Regions from separate parts of the Homo sapiens genome. Here region 2 is linked to region 1. Evidence: read pairs that join two places in POLR2A ChIA-PET (ENCODE). Cell type or tissue: MCF 10A. All regions are shown on one strand.

What was found. ChIA-PET counts read pairs that join two places held together with the same protein. Peaks named below come from ENCODE experiments on the same cell type or tissue, not always from the same donor. Only the 100,000 strongest peaks of a DNase experiment are listed, where the experiment ranks them.
Region 2: POLR2A ChIA-PET joins it to region 1 with 5 read pairs; 1 of 35 experiments calls an interaction of 5 or more read pairs at or near these places.

Annotation. Positions count from the first base shown.
Region 1 is chrX:154,526,062-154,528,561 of GRCh38, reverse strand. No RefSeq gene overlaps it. Among named protein-coding and RNA genes, the nearest start is that of FAM3A, 11 kb to the right of the region's middle. RefSeq lists an enhancer at 1,569-1,718. In MCF 10A, a CTCF peak has its summit at 1,232; DNase peaks (open chromatin) are centred at 1,261 and 1,581.
Region 2 is chrX:154,736,964-154,739,463 of GRCh38, reverse strand. All of the region lies in intron 1 of GAB3 (GRB2 associated binding protein 3), which reads left to right. Among named protein-coding and RNA genes, the nearest start is that of GAB3, 13 kb to the left of the region's middle. In MCF 10A, no CTCF peak of the experiment used is centred here; a DNase peak (open chromatin) is centred at 1,273.

The DNA.
Region 1 (2,500 bases):
CAATTTACTCTTTTTTTTTTTCTTTTTTTCTTTTTTTTCTTTTTTTTTTTTTGAGACAGACTCTTGCTCTTTCGCCAGGCTGGCGTGCAGGAGTGCAGTGGCGTGATCTCAGTTCACTGCAACCTCCACCACCTGGGGTCAAGTGATTCTCCTGCCTCAGCCTCCCAAGTAGCTGGGACTACAGGCACCCGCCAGCACACACAGCTAATTTTTGTATTTTTAGTAGAGATGGGGTTTCACCATGTTGGTCAGGATGGTCTCTATCTCTTGACCCCGTGATCCACCCGCCTAGGCTTCTCAAAGTGCTGGGATTACAGGCATGGGCCACCGCACCTGGCCACAATTTACTCTTTTTTTTTTTCTTTTTTTCTTTTTCTTTTTTTTTTTTTTTGAGACAGACTCTTGCTCTTTCGCCAGGCTGGCGTGCAGGAGTGCAGTGGCGCGATCTCAGTTCACTGCAACCTCCACCACCTGGGGTCAAGTGATTCTCCTGCCTCAGCCTCCCAAGTAGCTGGGACTACAGGCACCCGCCAGCACACACAGCTAATTTTTGTATTTTTAGTAGAGATGGGGTTTCACCATGTTGGTCAGGATGGTCTCTATCTCTTGACCCCGTGATCCACCCGCCTAGGCTTCTCAAAGTGCTGGGATTACAGGCAAGAGCCACCGCACCCAGCCCACAATTTACTGTTAAGTGCACTCTACCTCGTGGGTCTTCAGAGGCCCTGGATTGGTGTCTCATCTCTCAAGGTTTCACCCCACGCGGGAGTGGGTAGGAGCTGGAAAGAGCCCCCCTGCCGGACCCCTGACACTCGCAGTGTACTCAGAGCTTTACCTCCCAGCCCAGACCTGCAAATTATTAAGCCGGAAGAGAATTTCAAACCTAGCCTGATCCCTTCACACTGAGTCCCAGGTGCCACAGCAGCACAGACCCAAATGCCTTAGCTTCCTTCTCTGCTGCCGGTGTCTGACATCACATCAATTTGCGTCCAGCAACCACTGAAGCCAGCAATGTGAGAAGCCCAGAGAGTACTTAAAACTCTCTCCAGCTCCTCTCCCTCCCTCCATCCGAACCTGGCCCACTGCCGGGTGGCTGAGCCAGAAAGGGATGGGAGTGGAGAAGGGGTCTTCAGGCTGAGCTGGGCGGGGGCGACTGTTGCATTGTCTGCTCTGCGAAGCAGAAAAGGAGAGGAGGGAGAGGCACAAATGGGGCGGGGCTGGCTTCGGGCCTTTATTTTCTAGGCTCACCACTGCCCTCTCCCTGTGAGAAGCAGTCGGAAGGGATTGTCCTTCCTGTACTGCAGGAGGAGAAGCTGAGAAACTCAGCTGTGAGACGTGATCAGACTAGTCCAGGACGACACCCAGACATACAGGCCAAAGCTGGGGTCCCTGAGAAGGCCTCTTGCCTCCTAGAGCTTCACTGCTCGCCTCCACTAGAACACTTCGAGGAAGCTTTGAGGGAACAAGAAGCAGACTGAATTCTGGCTTTCTGTAAGGACAGTGAGACTCTATGGCTGGACACAGTGTCTCACTCCTGTAATCCCAGCACTTTGGGCATTTTGCTTGAGCCCAAGAGTTCCAGACCAGCAGAGCAACATGATGAAACCCTGTTTCTACAATAATACAAAAATTAGCCGGGCATGTTGGCACATGCCTGTAGTCCTAGCTACTCAGGAGACTGAGGTGGGAGGTTCACTTGGGCCATGATCACACCATTGCACTCCAGCCTGGGCCACACAGCAAGACCCTGTCTCAAATATATATATAAATATATATATATATACACACACACACTCATACACACACACACACACACACACACATTTGCAAGGCCAAATTTTCAGAGAAAACTAGGACCCCATGATACAAATTAACCCCCAAGTTGCCTTTGCCCACCCAGGAACTTTTCCTTGACAGCCCTATAAAGCGAAGAGGACAGAAATCAAATCTTGAGGCCCCCAACTTGCTGCCCCATCATACTGAGAGGAAACCCAGAATTGCAACTGAGCCAGGGTGCAAATTCCCAGGGTTCAAATTCCCAGGGTTCAAATTCCCAGGGTTCAAGTTCCCAGGGTTCAAATTCCCAGGGTTGACCATGGAACCTTAAGCCTTTCACTTGGCTTAAGGGGTCCTGGATGGGCAGTTCCCCAATGCAGATGGTTCTGCCTGTCTGACAGAACCCAGAGCAAACCCTCTCAGGAGAGACTCCTTCCTCCTACAGGTACTTTTTAAAGCATGAGGGCAAGCACATCATCAGAGATAACCGGGCGCACCAGGAAACAACATTGCAAGAGAAACAATGAGCAATAGCGACAGATCGTGAGGTCTTCAGGCGCTGGAATTGTTAGCCAGACATAAAATAACCGTACTTAACCAGATCTAATGAAATAATAAGTCGTGGTGGGACAGCTGGGTGCAGTGGCTCATGCCTGTAATCCCAGCACTTTGGGAGGGATCAAGCAGACAGATTGCTTGAGCCCAGGGGTTCTAGGCCAGCCTG
Region 2 (2,500 bases), 210 kb before region 1:
TTCACTTAATATAATAACCTCCAGTTCCATCCGTGTTGCTGTGAATGACAGGATTTCATTCTTTTTTATGGCTGAATTGTATTCCATTGTGTGTATGTACTACATTTTCTTTTTCCATTCATCCATTAATGGACACTTAGGTTGATTCTGTAGCTTGGCTATTGTGAATAGTGCTGCAATACACATGGATGACGTGAGTATACTTTAAGTATGGTGTAAATATGTAAAAGCAGCTTCTGTTAATGAGTTTCAGGGCATGGTACTGAGAAGCTTTGTTTTTTTAAATCATATATCTTTAATAAAAACTTTAATTTTTGACACTGGGCTCCCACTCCCCACTCCCTCAAAACCTTATCTTTAGTGGGCATGTCATTTCAGGTAACTAGATGATGATTTAATTAGGCAGATAAAAAATACTGTTGTGGGATCTGCCGAAGCAATCTTGAGGTTAAACTGTCAGGAAAGACGATCAGAATCTGTACCTTCATTGTAATGGAGACTGGAAAAGAAAGGATCCATCATTTCTTGCTTCTATAACTGGAGTTGGGAATTCCCCAAATATAGAAAAAGGTGCAGATGCTGGGTGGCCAAAACAACTGACAATGTTACTCCAGATTGCCACTTAGATTCTGGAAGTCAGGTTGATTGGGATGGTATTTGAAGATATCCTTTTTAAAAAAATCTTTCCTAGGCAAGGCGACTTAGTCCAGGGTAATAATGTGAATGCAGCAGAAGGGAAAATATGAGAATATTTTAGAGAAATAATCAATGGGAAATGTTGATTGCTTAATTATAAGGTATGTGAGAGAGGGCGTAATTAAAGATTTTGAACTTGACAGGAGTAGGGACGAGGAGAAGGGTGATTAGCCCAAGATGAATTACAGCAACTCCAATGCTGGCCACATTTTTGCCAGCCATTTGTTATCTGGACACTTCCAATGACAGGAAACCGGTTACATAATATGCTGCCCAAATAATCGTGTGATAGTTCTGACTGCAAGAAATTGGTCCTGGTGTTAACCTCCTTAGAATATACAGAACACCTCTAATTCTTTTTCAATTTGAGAGCCCTGCAAATATCCAATCTAAATGTTGCCAGCTTACTCAGTCATTCCTTAGGATAGAACAGAGTTCTGAGTTCCCTCACTGTCCTGTATATTTCCTCTGAACTGGTACCAGAACTAAATAAACTCCTCCAGGACCATCATTGCTCATCTGGACATCGTGCTTCTGAGAAAGCAGCTGGAGATTCCATTAGCTTTGTTCTGGCAGCCACGCCACACCGTTGACTCACACTGAGCTTCCTGTCAAACGGACTTAGATTTCCTCTGTGTTTCAGCTAAGCTATCTTTTCTCCAGTCTGTTCTTGTGCTATTGCTGTTTTGCTTAAGCCCAGGAACAGGACCTACATTATTACTGTTGAATTTCATCTTTTATTTATTTATTTTTGTAATTGATTCTTTTTTATTTTTTTGAAACAGGATCTCACTCTGTTGCCCAGGCTGGAGTGCAGTGGTGCAATCTCAGCTCATTGCAACCTCCACCTCCCAGGTTCAAGCAGTTCTCCTGCCTCAGCCTCCTGAAAAGCTGGGATTACTGGCGCCTGCCACCATGCCCGGCTAATTTTTGTATTTTTAGTAGAGACGGGGCTTCACCATGTTGCCCAGGCTCGAACTCCTGACCTCAGGTCATCCTCCTGCCTCGGCCTCCCAAAGTGCTGGGATTACACTGCGCCTGGCCTGTAATTGATTTTTTACGCCACATCTTTCTGGACACTGACTATGTCATACAAACACTGTGAGCAAGAGCATGGGAGAAAAGACCCAGTTTGGGGGCAAGCCAGTGAGACTGGTACGTTCAGGCTGGCACATACCGAGTTTGAAGTAACCGTGGGTAAATTTGTCTAGAGCTGAGGGGAGGGACCTGGGCTCCAGATGGAGTTTTGGTGGTTACTGGGGTATAGGAAGTAGTTAAAGTTATCGGGGTGGATGAGATTATCCAAGGAGGGTGTGATGAGTAAGAAGGAAAAGGACCTAGGGCAGAATTTTGGGAGATACCGCAGTTAGAGAGTAAGAGGAAAAGTGTCAGCAAAACTGAGAAGAGATAAGAGGAGAGACCATTAGAGGCGATGGATAACCCTAAATACCTTGCAGTGGTAATGCCAGTCACCCGCCTTTCCTCCCAGGGCTCTGACTGATAGGGCACAGAGAAGGAATGGACAAGGGGCACAAGATAAGGAAGATGGATGCAAAACAGCTGTTTCATCACTGAAAAAGCTGAATTGGAGACAGCTACTTGGGCCTGAAGTCTAAGTGGGGCTTCCGAGTCTTTCTGGTGAAGTGGATTCCCAATATTAATGGTTTAGGAAGAAATGGGTAGCAACGACAGCAAGAAGTGTGGCAGTGGAAGAGAAAGGAGATGAGATGGTAGTTAAAAGTGAAAGACACAAATGGGAGGAAAGTATTTATTCATTTGCAGTGTCAACCAGAAAACCAGTGAC